Linked DNA regions of Homo sapiens: region 2 is linked to region 1. A link is a contact called in ENCODE Hi-C or POLR2A ChIA-PET data. All regions are on one chromosome and are shown on one strand. The core of a region is the stretch at or near the end of the contact, and the rest is flanking DNA. Distances in the headings are between cores, read along the strand shown.

Region 1 (5,926 bases), core at 720-3,219:
TTTCCTAACTGTAAAAGGGGATGTTGGAATCACGTGTGTCAAAGATCCCTTCCAATTCTGTTCTTTGTGGGTTTTCTCATGTCTAGAGCTGGAAGAGGGCAAGCAGAGAACGCCCCCGCCTCCAGGCCCCGAGCACTGTGAGCTGTCTGCCTGCACAGGGCTGCCTGACCCCACCCTCCTGACCACGTCCCCACTCCTGGGGACGGTTCCCGGCCTCCACGGCATCCCGGGGAAGGCAACAGAGATGGACTGGAGGGCACGGGAGGACACGCATTCACTGACCGTCCAGCCCAGCAAAGCAAGAAACCGTCAAAAACTAAAAATTCCATTTGTAAACAAGATCGAATTATTTGATTGTGAAACCAGGGTCCATGGAATTTAAAATAATTTAATATGAAACAATATCATTTGAAATGCTGGCCAGCCAAGGACCTGGACGGGGAGGGGGACTCTGTCCTCCTGTGCCCAGCCACGTGGAAACCCAGCCTCAGAGAATAATAACAAATCATTCTACAGCAAGTGTGGCTGAGATTCAGCTACGTGGCAGCCCCAGGCCAGGCCCGGGGGGCAGCCGGCGAAGACTCCTCGTCCTCTCAGAGTTTACGGTCTAACTGAGCAGACCAGGGTTGGACAATTAAATAACGATGCCAGAAAGCAGGAGAGGAGTGAGTGGGTGGCACTCAAGCCAAAAGGGAGGCCTGATAGAGCCAAGGGGAGTGTGCTGTGGGCCATGGCACTGCCAGAGGAGGCTCTTGGGTGCTCTGGCACCGCAGTGAGCAGCTGGGGGCTTGGTAAGTAGGGAAAGCCAGCACTCAGAGGAGAAGGTGGCAGAAAAAGAAATATTCAGAATAGGAAGCGTGATCATTTGCAACCCCAGCTTTGTCTTGTACTGCCCATGCCAACTTGGGCAAGCACGTTATCCCAAGCCTCAGTCTTCTCATCTACAGAATGGGAACAATCCCAGTCCCTACTTCCTGGCTGTTGTGAGGGTCGGAAATCATTCACGTGCAGCCCTCTGGGAGCCCGTGTCCCTGACAGACAGTGGTGCTCCAGGTGGAGCACGAGGCACCGCTGGCGCTGTAAGCAGATGCCTGTGGAGGGAGGGGAGGAGCAGGTTTCCTAGAGGCCTGGGAGGGGCTGATGCCTCTGCAGTGGGCTCTGCACTCAGCTGCCTTGAAATCCCAGCAACAGTGCCTGCCTGGAGTGACGGGAGCAGGCTCTTTGGGGACCGGGGGGTCAGGAGGGCACATGCACGTGCCTTGCAGCTGGTGCCTCTTGGAAGGATGGGGAGGCGGGGACCCGGCAGACCCTGGTGCACCGACACTCCACAGCCATGTCTTCTGCCTCAACATAAACACGATTGGGAATAGTTCAGGACTGTAAGAGCAAGAAAAACAAACCCAGGGAAACCAAAGAGCGCGCAAATGCTAACTTTCATGTCACATCCAGAAACCACATGTTCATCAAGCCACCTGCGGGCTTGTAACTCAGTGGGGAGACACAGGGTTGTTGTCCTTAGAAAAATCAAGCTATCCTTACAGCTGCAAGGGGAAAAGTCCAGTTGCTGCCTCCCCTCCATCATCCTGGACCAGGTCCCCCCACAGAACAGCCCTTTGAGGCAGCCAGGGAGCTTCCCGTCGCTGTGGCCACCTGGGGCATGGCCCCTAAACCTTTCCGTGCACAGGGGGTTGGGGAAAAGCCCCGGACCTCCAGGCTGATGAGTGGCAGGCCCAGAACCCCCATCAGGGTGCCCAGCTCCCCAGTCTCCCTGTCTCACCACCACCCCAACCTGGGCTCAGCCGCCCCCGTTCAGGGCAGGCAGGACTTGTCCTGGCCTCGGGGAGGGGCCGGGGAAGAGGAGAGAAGACCCCAGTGGGGCCCCCCAGGCCCGCACATGCCGCCCGACTACCTGTGGGCTTGGGGAGGGCTCCAGATCACTCCTGCCCTCAGAGACGGCGATGCTGAGAAGTGTTATTTTTATTCCTCCCCAAGCCTTGCCAGATTACATTGTCAAGGCCAGCACTTTGGAGATATTTCCTTGGTTTCGCAATTCACACAGTGACTAACACATGTTACATTTTGAAAACTTCTCTGGGTAAAAATTTAAGCTGAATTGTAAATACATAAAAGTCTCAACGTTAATGGGGTACATGATATCTCAGTGACTATTGTGTAACACCAAGATTCGGAAAGGATGTGGAATTCCATATAGTCGGGTGAGGATGCCGTCCCAGAGCCGCCCTGTGAAAGCATCATTGTGAGCAGCAACCTTGCCTTTCTCTGCGGTTATGTAAGTTACAAAACCCTTTGCCTCTTGGCCTCGTGAGGCATCAGGACCCTCAGGAGGCTGGAACTGCAGAGCTCCGCCCGCGATGATGAATCCCCTCCAGGGGGCATGTGCACACGTGCCCGGCACACCCTGCCAGGGGCTTCATGCTTGTGACCTCCTTGGCACCATGAGGCACTGGGCTACAGGTGACAAAACTGAGGCACATGCATGTTAAGGGACTTGCCTAAGGACATCCCCTGACAGAGGCAAGCAGGACTCAATCCCAGATGGAATGCTCACTGCTATGCCCATCACCCCCTCAGCCCCTGGTGCTGGGCAGCTATGAGCCATGCTGTGCCGTGTCATGCACACTGCACCCCCCCCCCAATGATGGCACAGGATGGCCCCCACCAGGACAGGCGATGCATGGGCGGTCACCTGGGGTCACTGTCAGAGCATCTGGACTACGAAATGAAGGGGATGGGCCACTTGGCAGTGTCCCTACGCAAGCCAGAGCTACAGGAGCACCTGGGCATAGGTGTGGGAAGGAGGCAGGGAGAGAAGGAAGGAAGCAGAGAAGCCAAGAGTGGTTGGGGAGTGGCTGTGTTGGGAGCCAGTCCCCCCACTGCCCAGGCTCCTGCCCAGCCGAGTGCCCAGAGCCCTGCCCATCTGCAGCAGCCCTGCCCAGCCCTCCCGAGCCTCCACCTGCCTGTTCATTGCTTTGCTGGATGACGCTTATCAGCCTCTACTTGGCCAGTTTTCTGTTTCATTTCCCCGTTCAACATTGATCTCCACACAGGACTGTAGACTCCATGCAGGCAGCACACTGTCTGCCGGGCTCCTGGCCGCATCACCAGAGCCTGGCCCCAGGACTGGGCATGGTGGGCATTGAGTAGTTATTTGTTGAATGTATGCACCTCCGAAAGAAAGAGGGAGCCACCATCCTCGCCTCGCTGCTGTGGCTCACTGAGTGGCTTTACCACCTAAGATGCCTGCTGCCTTTCTCCTGCTCCTTCTGTGACCTCAGACAGGCAGTGCAGGGGAGGGGTAGGCAGGGCAGCTCTCTCCTCAGCAGAGCTCACCTTGGGCCACTCAGGGGCCAGGAAGTGGCAGTGCAACTCGAGACGTTTATGACACAATCAACTCCCTGCTGAATATTGATTTTTCTTCAAAGCTCAGGGCCTATCTGTCTGGGCTCCTCCCAGCGCCACCCCCAGCCCTGCCTGGCGAGCCTGGAGACTCCAGCAGCAAGGCTTCATGCTCCCAGACGCTGCAGGTCCCCCTACTCCGCCCTGGTCAGGGCCCTCCCCACCGACATCCTGGTAACTTAGACATTGCAAGCCACAGCTGCCGCAGTGTGCCAGAAAACGTCCCTCCAAAGACACAGGATTTATGAAGGACTGTTCTCTGCTGTGTCAGGAAGGGTATTCACACAGGTTGGGAAGCATCTCATGTGCTCCTTTATTGACTGTGCTGGGAAATACTGAAGTGGGCAAATGCCGTCCATCTGAGCTCTCAGGACACGTAGGGGATAAAGGGGAGTTGAGGCTGACCAGGAGGCTATCACAGGTCAGTGTGATAAGCACAAAAATAAAAGTATGCCCAGGGCACCAGGACGGCAGGATCCGCTCGAAGTGGGGTCGACAGAGGCTTCCCAAAGAAAGGAAGTTTCCACCATCTCTTGCGATTTTCATTTGGCATCTCCAGAATGCCTGTTCTATTAGAACCAACTAAGGCCTTAATGGGATTACTCAGCTTTCAGTCATAACAAGTTTGTCTAGGTCATGTAGGGAGGTACTTTAAAGTCATTCTTCCTTCTCTTTTATTATAGCAATGACTTACAATGCTTGAAAAAACATTTTCCTTAATTCAATTACCAAGTGAGCTAAATGCATTTGCTGGAGATAATTAAGAATCTTTACAAATATAAAACAATTATCCCATCAAAATACAGTGCTGGATGCTATTATTCACGCTGGGTTTTCAATCAGAGCCCCCTCTCCCCTTTTAAAGCAATTCCAAAGCCCCCTGTGCCTGCCTTTGCTGGCCGTCCCTGTGAGCCCAGGCCATTTGTCCTGCCAGCTCTCCAGCACCATGGAAGGGCGCCCTGTCTGCCCGACCCCTGGCCCGGAGCCACCAGAGCTCTCTTCGCTCACCTCTCTGGTCCTAGTCTTGGCCCAGAGCAGGTATCAAAAACAACGTGACACAGACCAGAGGAGCCGGGGGAGACGTGACAACTAAATGCAATGAAGTCCCCTGGCGTGGGTCCTGGAACAGAGACAGGACATTAATGGGAAAACTAGCGAAATCCAAATAAAGTCTGGAATTGAGTTAACAATGGCCCAATGTCAGCTTCTGAGTGCTGGCAAATGTACCACGGTAATGTGCGCGGTTCACAAAGGGAAGACCGGGTGGGGGGCGAACGGGAACTCTCTGTACTATCGTAACTTTTCTATAAATCTAAAATTGTTCCAAAATAAAAGTTTATAAAAACAAAGCAAAACAACAAATGGGACTGAGTGGGCAAAAGAGAAGGCAGAATGTCTCCATTGCTGAAGTGAGTATTCCTGGTCTTCAGAAACCCGCCTGGCCCCCACACCCACCCCCCACCTCCAGTTGCAGTCCCGTCTCAGTTCCCTCTGAAGACAAGTCTCAGGGACCAGCTGCCTGCGGTTGCTGCCTCCACTTCAACACTATCTCTCCCCACGCTATTTGTCCTGAGCCACAAAGTGAAGGTGAGGTGTCAAAGTGAGCACCTGCAGGACGGCACCCTGGATGTTTAGCCTAAGAAAGCTCCCCCGTCCTCCTTAGAGAAGCCCCCACATTGCACACCAAGGAGTGAGGCTGAGGCAGTGCTGCTGTCAGTATTCTCCAAGGCCGCTAACTGGACCTCTGGACAACCTGCTCTTCACAGGGCCCCCTCAGTCCCTCCTGTCCTGGCCACAGGCCACAGCCTCCCTCAGACAGGCTGGAATGAAGGAACACACTGAGCCTGGTCTGCAAACCCTGGCGGGGGCTTGTACTGGACAGCAGTGCTGATATGGGGTGGGCTGAGTATAGCAGAGGCATAACTTCCATCCCCCAGGTCTGGGTACAGACACAGGCATGACTTCCATCCCCCAGGGCTGTGAAAAGGAGACGCTGTCCAAGGCACCTCATCTGACGGTGCTTGCGATGACCGTGCAGGACATCAGAGGGGCCAGAAGCACCCACGGCCCTGCGGTCGGTCGTATTTACCTCATCATTGCCATGCCTTTGAGGAGCTTTCCTGGGCCTTCTGAGTGCCTGAGCTTGGGAAGTAACCAGTGGCTCTATGAGATTTCCCCCAGAGGGCACTACGATTTTCATGGGCCTCTCCCACCATAAAAATACCTGTATTTAAAAACGTGTTTAAGGAATACAAATCCTTCTACCATAAAGATAGGCATGTGTCCTTGCGGCACTATTCACAATAGCAAAGACATGGAATCAACCTTGATGCACCTCAGTGGTGGACTGGATAAAGAAAATGTGGTACCTATATACCATGGAATACGATGCAGCCATAAAACAGAACATCAGACATCAGGTCCTTTGCAGCAGCACGGATGGAGCTGGAGGGATGGAGCTGGAGGCCGTCATCCTACGCGAATTAACGCAGGCACAGAAAATCAAATA
Region 2 (5,592 bases), core at 1,692-4,191, 110 kb before region 1:
ATGGCGAAACCCCATCTCTACTAAAAATACAAAAATTAGCCAGGTACAGTGGCAGGCACCTATAATTCCAGCTACTCAGGAGGCTGAGGCATGAGAATGGCTTGAACCAGCGAGGCGGAGGTTGCAGTGAGCTGAGATCACGCCACTGCACTCCAGCCTGGGCGACAGAGTGAGACTTCATCTCAAAAAAAAAAAGTTGGTCATTTCAGAAAGAGTGGACTACAGATCAAATCCAGTAGAGTTCCCCCCTCTAGACCTCACCTAAGTCAAATTTGCAGACACAGAGGGCGATTGGTGTCTCTCAGGAGCAGAGGGAGGGGAGGATGAGTTAATGTTAACAGAGAGAGTGTCAGTTTGGGAAGACGAAACATTCTGGAGATGCGTGGTGGAACGTATGTGTACTTAACGCCACTGTACTGTACACTGAGAATGGGCAAAATGGTAAATCCCATGTTAGATATATTGCACCACAACAAAAAACTCAAAACAAAGAAAGGGTGGACTACACTTATATATAAACACGACCTTGTTTGCAGAATTTAATTCATAATATATATAAACTGTGTAAAAATTGCATAAACATATTTAAAGTTTTAAACATAACAAAAACAATAACAAAGATTGAGAAGCTGGGTGGTGTCGGGGCGAGTCTGAGCCAAACCTCGTCTTTTCTAGTGTGTTTTGTTGGGGGGTACACAAATGGGTTTAAACAGCTAAATCAGCACCCAGGACAAATATTTCAATTAGCGCTATGGGAGAAACTCATCAGAAGAATTGAGCCCAGAGTGGCGTGGGGCTGGAGTAGGGTGGGAGAACTGGCGTCACCCCTTATACCTTCCTGCAGTATATAGCTAACATTTGATGATTACTAAATCATGTCTGCACATCACTTCACAATAACTTCAAACAGCTGCGATTCAATCACCCATGAAACGAGCTAAAACTTTCTCCAACAGAGACTTTAAAATCTTCAGGCAACTAACTTCTCTTCCAGGTGTTCCTGGTCTTGGCTTCCTGAGTTTGAACCTACAGATGTTTCTGACTTGAACTGGGTCCCCCACCGGGTTTGCAGCCTCAGGGGAACGGAGGACACAGTTTCCTTATCCCTCTGGGTGCCTTGTGTCCTCACCCTCTCCACCTCGCCATCCCTCTCCCCTCCGCATCGACTCCTCCTCACTCTCCAAGACACAGCTCTTGGGGAAGGAGGGCTGTAGCCCCAGCAGGATCCAGTCCCCTGGCTCCAGCCCCAGCAGGAGAAGCCCTGGGGAAGTGCAAAGGCAAACAGGAGTTTGCACACACACAGCCTAGGGAGCACAAGGCAGCCCCCGCTGCTGGGAGCCAGGAGGATGGAGGCCAGCCTCAGAGGATGAAAGCAGAGGTGTGGAGAAGAAGAGCGGGTGAGGGGAGGGCTCCGGGAGCTGATGGAAAGAGAGCCTGCTCCTGTGGCTCTCCAGACCCTCCCTTGCCCAACCCCCCTCCTCCTCCTTCCAGCCCCTACCTCCCCCTCCGCACTGCCTCCATGGGCACAGCAGGCATGCGATTAATATGCACAGCCAACTGAGGCCTGTGGCACCGTCCTGTGTCTCTGTGACTGGACAGTTGCCATCACACTGGACGCGGGGCGGTCCACGCTGCTGTGGGGCCTGCTTAGTGTGTGCCCACGGAGGGTCAGGGCATCTGTCCAAATCCGTCTCACACTGTGCCCTGGGTTCCACGTGGAGGGCGAGCGGGTTTCTCCAGCACCCCTCGTGCACATCAGTGTTCTGTGCTGATCCCTGCTGGGCAGTTTTATGCCCCGGTTGCCATTGGGTGGGCACGTGGCTGTCCTTAGTGTAGCAATGACTCTGAATTCTTCGGTACGATCACAGGAGCCATACACAGCTTCCTGCCCACAGGGAGCTCCTGGACATGGGGAGGCAGACGCCAAGGCAGCAGGCATGGCCCAGTAAACAGAGGGAAGTGACGGGGCTGGGCATGAACACAGGCGGAATTTGGGAAGCCTCTGTGACGATGCACTTTTAGTGGTCAGTGTCCCTCTGCTGCGCCCCTTGGTCAAATATCTAATGACGTGCACATGCATAGGGCATGAAATCATAAAACCAGACAGGGCTGTGGGATGCCCATATACAAGCCAACTTCCTTTCTTCACAAATAAGCTCAACACATGTGCTCAGAATGCTTATGTGGCCCGGCCCCAGGTAGAAAGCTGGTGAGGACCACGGCCTTAGACACACATTTACATATAAACCACTGTGTGCGGAGACAGGCTCTTCTCTTCTCTATTTTCCCTGAGGCAGGGACTGGGACCCTTAATTATACGTAAGAAAAATGGAAGGTGCAGGCACCGCCCTTGCTTACCTCTGTCCTAAGGGCTGGTGTGGGGAGCAGCACTCACCCCACTGCCTGCCTCCCTCCTGGGCCTTCGGTGCCCAGCAGTTGTTCCAGTTGAGAACCAGAAACATTTTGTCACACAAACACCACATGGTCCCCTGTCTTAATCCGTTCCTACTGCTGTAACAAAACATCTTGGGATGGGTGATTTCTAAATCATTGGTATTTATTTATCACCATTCTGGAGACTGCAAAGTCCAAGATGAAGGCACTGGCAGAGGCAGCATCTGGAGGGGCTTGCTCTCTGCTTCCGAGGTGGCGCTTGTCCCAGGTCCTCACGGACGAAGGGGCGGAAGAGACAATCAGGCTCCCTGGAGCCGTTTCATAAGGGTACTGATGCCATTCGTGAGAGTGGAGCCCTGAGGACCTAATCACTTTCTAAAGGCCCCATCTCGTAAGACTATTGCATTGGGGATTAAGTTTCAACATGAATTTTGGAGAGACACAAACATTCTAGCCATAGCACCCTCTAAACTCAGAGTTGGGTGCCTCTAATTTTCCTTACAGCAAGCATTGCCTGTGGACACTTACCAAGTGGCCAGCTGGCCAGAGAACTCATGCGCCAGCCAAGAAGGTCCGTGAAGAGGGCCTCGTGAACCCCCAGGGAACAGCCGCCAATGGCAAGACTTTTTCTGCATCCCCGCCCGGTGGACTCTGTCAGGCCTCACCCTCCTCACCCTCTGGCTTCATGCTGTTCCCTGGCAGTGGTGTTTTTTTGTTGTTGCATTCTTTCTTCCCAGCATTTAAGGATGAATTAAATTCTTTTCCTTTTTTTCCTGATGCAAAATAATAACAACCCAGAAAGGAAAAAAAAAATCCAGCTGATGAAAACTCCTGATGTGTCTAATAAATCTTTTCAAAGCATATTTGGAATTGGCCAGTCCAGTCGGGCACAGGACATGCTGCATTGGGGTGAGCGGCGGCCAGGCCGAGAGAAGGTGGCCCGTGGCGTGGCTGGGCCCGGAGTCCAGTTCTGCCACTTAGATCCGTATGGCCTTAAGCACACCCCTTATGTTTTGGGATCTCAGTTTTCCTCACTTGTAAAATGGAAATACCCATGGCCACCTCCCAGGCGGTGGTGAGGATGAAACACCCCGTGCATTGTAGGCCTCCGTTATAATCACAACCTCTGCCCGCTAGTAAGTCCCAGTGAATGAGGCCACCAAAGCATCCTCAAAGCCTGGAATTAAGAATGCGTCAGAGATGACCTGCAGGGCATGTACTTGTATCCCTGATTTGCAAATAACTCAACTGCGCCTCAAAGAGGTTCAGAAACAAGCCCAAGGCCACAAAATCAGAGAGTCTGAAACCACAGCCTCCTGCTTGGAAGCCAGCAATCTTTCCACGTCAGCTCGTCCTCGCCACCACATGAATTTCCTTTCTCCATAAGCCTTAAAGGAGCAGGAAAGGACTCACCGGGATGCCATTTCTTCCTCCTTCATCGCCCTCTCCCAGACCTCATCCAGAACCACACCAGGCTTCCTGCGGCCACTCTGAGAAGGACCAGGGCTCCCGGGGATGCTAGGGAGGAAGGCACCCAGCACTGGTTTCCTTTCTCCATCTCCAAGGTCACAACACTGGCCATGCCCTCTGCCAGCAACCCGGTCCCTGGCAGGTGTTGAGAAACAGGCGCTCTTGGTTGGGAGAAGCCAGGGAAGGGGCCTCCAGGCCCCAGCCTAGCACATACCAGGCGTTTCTCTTCATTCTCACTGCCGCCTGGGGCCGCGTGGCTGAGACTGTGCCCTCGCGTAGGGTTCCCATTTGGGCATTAGCTTCAGGGAGCACAGGACCAGGGCAAAATATTCAGCTTCTCTGTGCCTTGGTTTCTTCATAAAATGGGAATAAGGTAAGACCAGCCTTCTACAGTCTTGTAAAGGTTAAAGAATGATGCACACTGCTGGGTCCAAGACCTAAATCAGTGCTCAGATGTGCTGCAAGCTCTGTGGAGGAATGCAATCACCGGTACCATGACTTTGGTCTATGGCCCACCATCGGGTCCTCAGCCAGCCCCACGGAAGGGGCCCTGTTTTCTCTTGTGTAAGGGAGGACAGTCATACACACTCTGCCCACTTCAGAGTTGTTATAAGAATGACATTAAATCATGTCACGCGAGAGCTCATGTAAGTTCACACATCTATTTGTGCAGTCACCAAACACAGGCTGAGAGCCTACTGTGCATCAGGCACCATGCTAGGCACGGGGGATTCCCAGAGACAGATACCCAGATCCCAGACATACGGCGTTCATGGTCTGGCTGGGGAGGAAACACATAGCTGCCTCTGTGTGGTAAGGGCACCTTGTAAGGAGCACACATGGGTGGCCCTGGGCACAGACAGAAGGATGCTGGGGTGAGGAGTAGGGAGGCACCATGGAGAAGTGAGGTGTCATGGAGAAGTGAGGCAGGTGCCCAGCAGGGTAGGGCAAAGCTCTTTAGGCTGGCACACTGGGTCCCATGAGGTACATCAGCCCTGGAGACCTCGGGACAGCTGGGCGATGTCCACATCAACATGGGCTTCGAGCCATGATGAGGATCCACCACACACTCTGCACAGCTGACCCTGCACATCCTCTTGCAGAGCTTGGGAAGGACCCAGACAGGAAAGGAAGGAGGGCTGGAGCTGGGGTCTTCCCAGTGGAAACCTAGGCCATGGGGCTCACTATACAGTGGTACCGGAGGCACCTCTCAGATCCCAGTGGAAATGGCTTTGTGGAAGGCATAGATTTCGTAGGTGAACAAAGCTGGTCTCACTCCCAGTCTCATCGTTCAACAGCTGTTTGATGAACAGCACTTGTGTCACCTGGTAAGTCTCCACTCCTCACTGTCAACGGGGTCAAGACCTCCTACCTCCACCGGACTGTTGTCAAGACTGAGATGAATGCAAAGTGCCTCGCCCAGCGCCTGGCTCAGAGAACTGACTTCATAAATGGCCGCTCTCATTAGTAATAATTTTATAATAAGAACAAAGACAGAGTTGGTGACATGGGAGTATTTCTGAACTCAGACTAACAGGGAAACAACATCCAGGTTTCCTAGGGGCCCAGCCATCTGTGTTCGAATAAAAACGTGAATTAGCCAACAATGTTCGCCAGCCCCACCATGTACCTGGCAAATGTTTACTGGCTTTCTCTGCTCTGTCGGACCTGGAGGAAAAGTAGAATCAGAAATTCCTCTGCAGGAGCTCTGTTCTGTTTCACTTCCAG

The links. A loop is a pair of places that touch in the nucleus more often than their neighbours do. ChIA-PET counts read pairs that join two places held with the same protein, here RNA polymerase II (POLR2A). Pooled maps may share reads with other maps.
Region 2: a loop to region 1 is called in a map of ovary, with 3 times the contacts of the local background. The contact joins the enhancer-like site here to the promoter of LINC03117 in region 1. A Hi-C loop is called at or near these places in 6 of 168 maps with a recorded cell type or tissue (ovary, prostate gland, testis and 1 more) and 3 of 50 pooled maps. POLR2A ChIA-PET finds 5 or more read pairs at or near these places in 2 of 52 experiments (HepG2 and PC-9).

Annotation. Positions count from the first base shown.
Region 1 is chr14:101,473,821-101,479,746 of GRCh38, forward strand. LINC03117 (long intergenic non-protein coding RNA 3117) reads right to left here and starts at 1,970. Exons shown (of 4, transcript XR_944220.2): 1 at 1-1,970. RefSeq lists enhancers at 1-695, 1,999-2,676 and a silencer at 3,363-3,546.
Region 2 is chr14:101,366,415-101,372,006 of GRCh38, forward strand. No RefSeq gene overlaps it. Among named protein-coding and RNA genes, the nearest start is that of LINC00524, 39 kb to the right of the region's middle. Within about 2 kb of position 2,942, at least 3 of the 41 ENCODE cell types and tissues checked have a DNase peak (open chromatin) inside an H3K27ac peak, as active enhancers do; they include ovary, testis and uterus, where a contact is called at or near this core.